2 separate regions of the Homo sapiens genome follow, and region 1 is linked to region 2. Evidence: read pairs that join two places in POLR2A ChIA-PET (ENCODE). Cell type or tissue: PC-3. All regions are shown on one strand. Links, peaks and the distances in the headings refer to the core of each region. The heading gives the core; the rest is flanking DNA.

The links. Peaks named below come from ENCODE experiments on the same cell type or tissue, not always from the same donor. Only the 100,000 strongest peaks of a DNase experiment are listed, where the experiment ranks them.
Region 1: POLR2A ChIA-PET joins it to region 2 with 5 read pairs; 1 of 35 experiments calls an interaction of 5 or more read pairs at or near these places.

What each region holds. Positions count from the first base shown.
Region 1 is chr5:178,119,370-178,123,754 of GRCh38, forward strand. N4BP3 (NEDD4 binding protein 3) reads left to right here. Exons shown (of 5, transcript NM_015111.2): 2 at 185-544; 3 at 809-1,330; 4 at 1,729-1,983; 5 at 2,105-4,385. The coding sequence starts at 215. The coding sequence ends at 2,632. Among named protein-coding and RNA genes, the nearest start is that of N4BP3, 8.0 kb to the left of the region's middle. RefSeq lists enhancers at 1,419-2,221, 1,559-1,618, 1,729-1,778, 1,959-2,088, 2,109-2,158. In PC-3, for the core only: a CTCF peak has its summit at 1,677 (motif pointing right); a DNase peak (open chromatin) is centred at 1,732; H3K4me3 peaks cover 683 bases.
Region 2 is chr5:178,649,587-178,653,971 of GRCh38, forward strand. No RefSeq gene overlaps it. Among named protein-coding and RNA genes, the nearest start is that of CLK4, 25 kb to the left of the region's middle. In PC-3, for the core only: no CTCF peak of the experiment used is centred there; a DNase peak (open chromatin) is centred at 2,005; H3K27ac peaks cover 1,601 bases.

The DNA of each region.
Region 1 (4,385 bases), core at 169-4,168, 530 kb before region 2:
GTACTTCTTTCTCTTGCCAGTCTAGGGATCCTGTCCCGGGGTTCTCTCTTGGACCCACATCTGCCTTACCTGGGCCTGGGCAAGGTTGTGGGGAGCTACAGGGAGCAAGTACCTTGTTTTCAGGCCCCAGGGAAGTTGGGCAGCCAGTGCTCACCTGCCCCTAATGGAGCCTCCCAATTCCCAGAAGCAGCTGCCTGTACCCTGTTGAAACTTCATGGCCACAGCCCCAGGCCCTGCTGGCATTGCCATGGGCAGCGTGGGCAGCCTGTTGGAACGGCAGGACTTCTCCCCTGAAGAGCTGCGGGCGGCACTTGCCGGGTCTCGGGGCTCCCGCCAGCCTGATGGGCTCCTCCGGAAGGGCTTGGGCCAGCGTGAGTTCCTCAGCTACCTGCACCTCCCCAAGAAGGACAGCAAGAGCACCAAGAACACCAAGCGGGCCCCTCGGAACGAGCCTGCCGACTATGCCACCCTCTACTACCGGGAACATTCTCGCGCGGGTGACTTCAGCAAGACCTCGCTGCCAGAACGGGGTCGCTTTGACAAGGTGCACCTTTGCCCATGCCCCTTACAAGGTGTGGGGAGGGTGGGGTCTCCTTGGAGACCCTGATGTTGGGATGGGGTGGGGACGGGGCATGCTGAGATACGAAAATCGTGCTATGGGCTGGCCTGAGGTTTGTTCACTGCCTCCTGGTGGCACGTGCCCCGCGGTCTCAAAGAGGATCCCTCAGGGGCTGTGAGAGCATCAGGAGGTAGAGCAGGCAGCTGCCCAGGTCTCACACCTGCCCTCTCTGCCCTCTCTTCCTGGCAGTGCCGCATTCGCCCCTCAGTGTTCAAGCCTACGGCGGGCAACGGGAAAGGCTTCCTATCCATGCAAAGTCTGGCGTCCCACAAAGGCCAGAAGCTGTGGCGCAGCAATGGCAGCCTGCACACGCTGGCCTGCCACCCGCCCCTGAGCCCCGGGCCCCGGGCCAGCCAGGCCCGGGCACAGCTGCTGCACGCCCTCAGCCTAGATGAGGGCGGCCCTGAGCCCGAGCCCAGCCTGTCCGACTCCTCCAGTGGGGGTAGTTTTGGTCGCAGTCCTGGTACTGGCCCTAGCCCCTTCAGCTCCTCCCTTGGCCACCTTAACCACCTCGGGGGCTCCCTGGACCGGGCCTCTCAAGGACCCAAGGAGGCTGGGCCACCAGCTGTGCTGAGCTGCCTGCCCGAGCCACCACCCCCCTACGAGTTCTCCTGCTCCTCTGCCGAGGAAATGGGAGCCGTGCTGCCCGAGACCTGTGAGGAGCTCAAGAGGGGCCTTGGCGATGAGGACGGCTCCAACCCCTTCACGCAGGTGAGGGAGCCCCTGCCCTGGAGTCCTGTTCTGTGCCTCAGCACTGGGGTACAGGCCAGAGAGAGGGGCCCCAGCCAGTTCACCCACGTGGCCGTGGACACAAGAGAGCAAGAAAGGGGGAGCTGGCTTGGCTTCCTTCCTCTGCATCCCAGGTGGTGGGGATGTCATGTCACTGGGGGTCCTTGCCTGGGAGTTGTGTGGGAAGGAGAGAGGCTCCCTGGGAGGGCCATGTGATGGGGACACCTCACCCTGGAGGGCATCCCGGGTTAAAGCGCATGTGTGGCTGGGTCCTGTGGTGTAGGGGCACAGGATATGATCAGTGGCTGGAGTATCAGGTGGAGCTCTGAGTCGCCTCTAGGGGGCAGGGCCACGGTGGATGCATCTCTTCCCCTTGACAGGTGCTGGAGGAGCGCCAGCGGCTGTGGCTGGCTGAGCTGAAGCGCCTGTATGTGGAGCGGCTGCACGAGGTGACCCAGAAGGCTGAGCGCAGCGAGCGCAACCTCCAGCTGCAGCTGTTTATGGCTCAGCAGGAGCAGCGGCGCCTGCGCAAGGAGCTGCGGGCTCAGCAGGGCCTGGCTCCGGAGCCTCGGGCCCCCGGCACCCTCCCAGAGGCTGACCCCAGTGCACGACCAGAGGAGGAAGCCCGATGGGAGGTGAGAGATGACACAGGGCTCCGAGACTCTCCCATCTCCATTGCCGGTCCCTTCTTCTGCCTGCCCCCTCCCAAACCGGCTCCCCACACCCTACTTTGCTTGCGTCCTCCCCATCCCCCAGGTGTGCCAGAAGACAGCAGAGATTAGCCTCTTGAAGCAGCAGCTGCGTGAAGCCCAGGCGGAACTGGCCCAGAAGCTGGCGGAGATCTTCAGTCTGAAGACACAACTTCGGGGCAGCCGGGCACAAGCCCAGGCTCAGGACGCAGAGCTGGTCCGGCTGCGCGAGGCTGTGCGCAGCCTGCAGGAGCAGGCCCCTCGGGAGGAAGCCCCAGGCAGCTGTGAGACTGATGACTGCAAGAGCAGGGGCCTGCTAGGGGAGGCAGGAGGCAGCGAGGCCAGAGACAGTGCTGAGCAGCTGCGGGCTGAGCTGCTGCAGGAGCGACTTCGGGGCCAGGAGCAGGCGCTGCGCTTTGAGCAGGAGCGGCGGACTTGGCAGGAGGAGAAGGAGCGCGTGCTGCGCTACCAGCGGGAGATCCAGGGAGGGTACATGGACATGTACCGCCGCAACCAGGCACTGGAGCAGGAACTGCGGGCACTGCGGGAGCCCCCCACACCCTGGAGTCCCCGGCTCGAGTCCTCCAAGATCTGAGGCCAGCAGAGCGAGCTGACAGCAGCAACACTGTCAGAAGGTGCCCTGAGACGGCCGGCTCAGCCTTCCCTTGCACTGGTTGGGGTGGAACCTGCAGAGGCCAGCCCGGGGCTGGGGAGGCGCAAGGAGAGGAGGGATCCAGTGGGGCCGTGGGCTGGGTAGGGTGCCTTGGCAGGAGCCAGGACAAGGCCCTCCTGGCAGAGGAGCACCTAGGCAGGGCCCAGCCCTGCTTCCTGGAGTGGATGTGGCCCAGAGAAGGAGGCTGGGGGATCACCAGCCCCAAGGTCCCGAAGGGCAGGTCAGAGGGAGAGAGGCTGGAGACCTGGGCTGGGGCCTTCCTCCAGGGAAGGAGGCTGGGGTGGGAACACTGGCCTCCCCCAGAATAAAACCATGTTTTCTACCAGAGGCTCAGAATACGCTGAGCCTGTGACCAGAGGATGATGGATGGTCGGGATTGAGGCTGTTGACCTGGGCAGTAGCTCCTCCCATGGCCAGTGGTCAGTGGGAGGGTGTGCCCTGCGCCTGTCTGCATGGCCACTGGGCATGTGTGTTGGGAGCAGAGGAGTCCTACTCCTTGCCTCAGCCCCACACGGTTCCTTAGCTGCCGTGTGGGCTGAAATTCCTTTCTTTAGCACCAGTGGAGTTTTCAGAAGGAACAACACCAGGGAATGCCAAAAAAACAAAGGGCAAGTCAACCAAGGCATTTTGAGAACATGAAATGTCTTCTTGGTGGGAAGGCTGGGCCCCAGGAGTATCCACAGGCTCAGGCCATGCCCCTCCCCGCACCCACCTCCTGTCTCCCTCCCTCCCTCCATAGGAGTGGGGGGCCCCTAGAAGTGCTCTGCCTCATTCCCTGTTCGTAGGAAGGTGCAGGAGAGGAGGTGGGCAAGCTTATGGGTTTCTTGGTAAAGAGCCTTTACCACAGCAAGGAATGGGAACATTTCCCCATCAGCAACGGGGCTCTAGGGCATTATTAAGTAGGGGTGAAATATGATTGATTTGCATTCTGGAAAGCTCTCCCAGGAGGAAGCATTCCCCACCCCACCTTGCCTCTGTCCTGCGCTGGGCTCCAGGACGGTCAGTCCTCCCGGATCCCTGCTCTCAGCTAAGGCTGGTCCCTAAAACCCACACCTGCCTTTGGTCTCTCAGAGGCCTGGCTTGCCCTCTGGGCCTTTGCTCCCCCGCTGGGTGCCCGGCCTGGAACACAGGTTCTGTCTGGCTGTGTGAGTGGCGTCTCTCCCTTCCTTTGAGGGAAGCTCAGCTTTCTTACGCGCTCATCGTTGGACGGGCTGCCATGCATTGCGTGCTTACTGGGCGCCAGGTGCTGTGCTGGGCCCTTGTGAGTGTGGGGGCACAGGCTGAATTAGATGAGCTCCTGCCGCAGGGGGCCCTGCACACTGATGTCAGCTCACCAGTCTCTTCCCTGACAGGGCAGCTCAGGGAACTTCTGAGAAGTTATCTGCAGAGAGCCCCACCTCACTCCCTTTGGCTACCCTGGCCGTGCCTGGCAGCCCCTCAGGCCCCACAGGTGGGTCCTGGTTGTGAAGTGGAGTTAGTGCACATGGATGTCAGGGGACGGGTGTGAGGCATGAGCTGGGGGGGCCCCCTTTTTCAGGGCAGAGAATGAGGCGTGTGCACTGTCTGCTGTGGGGATGGTGTGTTTATGGCCATGTAAGTGGCAGGTGTGTGTAAAGATGTGCTTGTGGGTGGTGGGTGTGTCTGAGGGGGTGTGTTTGGGAGCCTGGCCTCCAAA
Region 2 (4,385 bases), core at 71-4,070:
GGATGGGAGTATGGGGAGTGAAAGCTAAAGGGTGTGGGGTTCCTTTTTGTGGTGAGAGAAACATGCTAGAGACCATTGAATTGTGAACTTCACATTGGTGAAGTGTATGGTATATGAAACATACAGCTCAGTGAAGCTGTTTAAAAAATTAGGAAGTCACCAGTAGCTTTGAGGAAGCATTTTTAATCAAGTACGAGTGATGAGGCCAGGATCCTGGGTGTGGTATGTTGAGGGTGATTGGGAGTTGCAAAGTGATGAAGGGGAAGCAATGCTGAGAGGTTATTTCAGGTTTGAGAAGATGTGAGGCTGCTTGGAGAGCAAGAGGAGGTAACCTGTCAGTGGAGAGGAAGGGGGTCGTCAGGGAGACAGTGACGGTTGATGGAGACAGGGCCAAAGGACATTCTTAGGGGAGGCACAGGTGGCAAGTGGAGCTTTTGAAGAGGAGAGAGGCCAGTTTCCCCCTAAAACACGAGGGAAAGAAAGAAGAATCCTGAGAGCTCATCGAAAACAGGAACCACATCAGATTTGTTTTTGTAATCTCCGCATCTATCTCAATTAATGGGAAATATACATTTATTCATTCACTAAACATTTAATGAGGGCAGACTGTGCCAGGCACTACTTCCCTGGCTAGTGATCCCACAGCAGCCCTCACAGACAAAACCAGCACACAGGCTGTGGAAGAGTTGTTAGTATTCACCAAACGTCCATGAGTGCCTCTATTTCCCAGCTTTCCTTGCAGTGAGGCTGAATCCACATGACTAGTTCTGGCCAATGGCCTGTGGGTGCATCACTTTCAGGTTGAGGCAATAAAGAGCCAGTGTTTGGCCTCCTTTTCTCCTCTTCTGCTATGGTGACCTTGGAAACCACACGTCCATGAAGCAATACGGATCCTTTCTGTGTGCAATGTGTTCTCGCCTCTTGATTTGCTTTGATTCTCCTCTCTATCTCCTCTTCCATTTCCTTCTCTCTGTCTTTCTTTTAAGTGCTGGTCACAACAGGCTAAATGATTTCATGAGTCACGAATAAGCTCTTTGAAAAATATTGTTCTAGATCAACACTTAATCTACACATGAAGCGTAAGGGATCTTGTTAATCCAGGTTCTGGCTCAGTAGGTATGAGTTGGGGCCTGAGAGTCTGCATTCTAAAAAGCTCCAAAGGCAGGGTGCAGTGGTTCACGTCCATCATCCCAGCACTTTGGGCCCAGGAGTTTGAGACTGGCCTGAGCAACATACTGAGACTCTGTTTCTACGAAAAAAAGTTTAAAAAGTAAAAAAATTAAAAAATGAAAAGCTCCTAGGTGGTGTGCTGCTGCTGCTCCAGGTTCAAGGGTCACAATTTTAGTAGCAAGGTCCTAGAGGGCATCCCTGTGCCCCTGGTAATGTCATTTTTGACAAAAGTGTATCTCACTGGAGTAATACACACATGCAGATGTAACAGACTTGCACATATGTATACTCATGTACATGTGTCCACCACACACGTGTGCCCACAGATTTGTGACCATACACTCCTCCCCAGGTACCCTTATTGGTATCTGTCAGCTTAAAAATGAGATATGTTCAAACATTTTGTTAATCGGCGTTTTGACCATGTGCCATTTAGTTGCATCTGGTGAGTGGGTGAACACACAGTCATCCTTGAGAACAGTCATGGGGGTGGATGGAGGGGAGATAGTGGGGGAGGAAATAAATCAAAACTCCAGCAAGAGTCAAAGGGAGCATCCTGTGCCTGGCAGAGTCCTCACTGCACTTGCTGGGCTTCATCCAACCCCTGTGTACCCATGGGGCACTTCTGGGGACATCAGTCATAATTCCTGCTTTCTACAACCATCCCTTTTGATTTTTCCATCATAAATAAAGTTCATCTTCTGTGTCTGTTGACATCATGCTGTAAGTCCCATGGCATCCCAGTCTCATGAATCTTCTGCCCTTTTTGGCAGCCCCACTAGTCTCATTTATTATTATTGTTGGCACCGTTGTTGTTTGCTAACAGTGATGATTCTCTGGGAACAGATTATATGAAAATATGAGCTTTACACAGAGAATAGCATTAATGCTGATGTTAATGAGTCATCAGCATGAATACCGCTGAGGTGAGAGGTAATCGTAAGGGCCTCTGTACCGTCATGTGGCATTTCAGTGTTTTGATGGGAAGCTTTTCATATACAAAGTAATATACATTAATTTGAGGCTACTATAAGAGGAATGTTTGCAAGCAAACAAAACAAACTTTTTTTCAAAAATGTGCCATTAAGGAATATAATAAGTCATTGAACATCCTCTAATGTAGAGTCATAAAAGCCTTACAAATTCCATCTATTCTTTTTCAAGGTACTTAAAGGAAACGAGTTCTATAGAAGCCAATACTCAGCCTTAGGACAATTGCTACAAATTATTAAACTCATGTTATGAAAGTGGGTGCAAGACATGAGTGAATGAATGGGTTACAGAACAATGGAAGTAAATCAAACACATAAATCACACTTCCAGCCGGGCGGTGGCTCACGCCTGTAATCCTAGCACTTTGGGAGGCTGAGGTGGGTGGCTCACACCTATAATCCCATCACTTTGGGAGGCTGAGGTGGGTGGATCACTTGAGGTCAGGAGTTTGAGAGCAGCCTGTCCAACATGGTGAAACCCCGTCTCTGCTACAAATACAAAAAACTAGCCAGGCGTGGTGGTATGCGCCTGTAATCCTAGCTACTCGGGAGGCTGAGGCAAGAGAATCGCTTGAACCCGGAAGGCGGAGGTTGCAGTGAGCCAAGATTGTACCACTGCACTCCACCCTGGGCAACAGAGTGAGACTCCATCTTAGAAAAAATAAATAAATAAAAGTAAATCACACTTCCACTCAGTTTCTCAGCCATGCAGGGTACACCTGCTTACTGTATCTTTCCCAAGAGCCATATAATTATGAAAAGAATAAGACTTTCCCTTTTATTATTTTAAAGACGGAGTATAAAAAGTATTTGTTCCTTTAAGACCACTTTATTGAGGTATGATTGACATATAAAGAGCTGTACATATTTAATGTATCCAACTCGATGAATTTAGGCATAAGTATACCCCTGTGAAACCATCACCACCACCAAGGCCATAGACATGCCCATCACTTTCCCAAGCTTCCTCCCACCCCCTTTTTTATTATCATTATTATTTTGTGGTAAGAGCACTTAATAGAAGATCTGCCCTCTTAGCGAATTTTAAGTATCCAAGACAGTATTGTTAGCTATAGGCACTATGCTGTAGTAGGTCTCTAGAATTTATTTATCTTGCATAACTAAAATTTTGTACCTTTGACCATCACTTTCCATTTCTCCTCCTCCAGCCCTTGGCAACCACCGTCCTGCTCTCTACTTCTATGAGTTCGACCATTTCAAGTTCCTCATCACACTGAAACCAGGCAGTATTTGTCTTTCTGTATGTGGCCTATTTCGGTTAGCATGATGTCCTCCAGGCTCAGCCAAATTGTCACAAGTGGCAGAATGTCACTTCTGTTTTTATGACTGAACCCCATTCCATTGCATATACATACCATGCTTCTTCATCCATTCCTCCGTCGATGGACATGTCGGTTGTTTCCATATCTTGGCTATTGTGAATAACACTGCAGCGAGCATGGGAGGGCAGTGTCTCTTTGAGATCCTGATTTCAGTTCCTTTGGATAAATACCCAAAATTAGGATTGCTGGATCATATGATCGTTCTATTTTTAATTGTTTGAGTAACCTCCACACCGTTTTCCATAATAGCTGTACCAATTTACATTCACGCCAATAATGTATCAGAGTTTCTGTTTTCCCACATATTCGCCAACACTTATCTTTTCTTTTTTTTTTGAGACAGAGTTTTGCCCTTGTTGCCCAGGCTGGAGTGCAATGGTGCAATCTCGGCTCACGACGACCTCCACCTCCCGGGTTCAAGCGATTCTCCTGCCTCAGCCTCCTGAGTAGCTGGGATTACAGGCATGCACCACCATGCCTGGCTAATTTGTATTTTCAGTAGAGACAGGGTTTCTCCATGTTGGTCAGGCTGGTCTCGAACTCCTGACCTCAGGTGATCCGTCCACCTCGGCCTCCCAAAGTTCCGAGATTACAGGCGTGAGCCACTGCGCCCGGCCATTTCGTTTTTAATATAATAGCCATCCTCCCAATGAGGTGATCTCTGATTATGATTTTTTTTTTTTTTTGAGACGGAGTCTTGCTCCTGTTACCCAGGCTGGAGTGCAATGGCGCAATCTCGGCTCACTGCAACCTGCACCTCCCAGGTTCCAGCGATTCTCCTGCCTCAGCCTCCCAAGTAGCTGGGGTTACAGGCATGCGCCACCACGCCCAGCTAATTTTTGTGTTTTTAGTAGAGACAGGCTTTCACCATGTTGGCCAG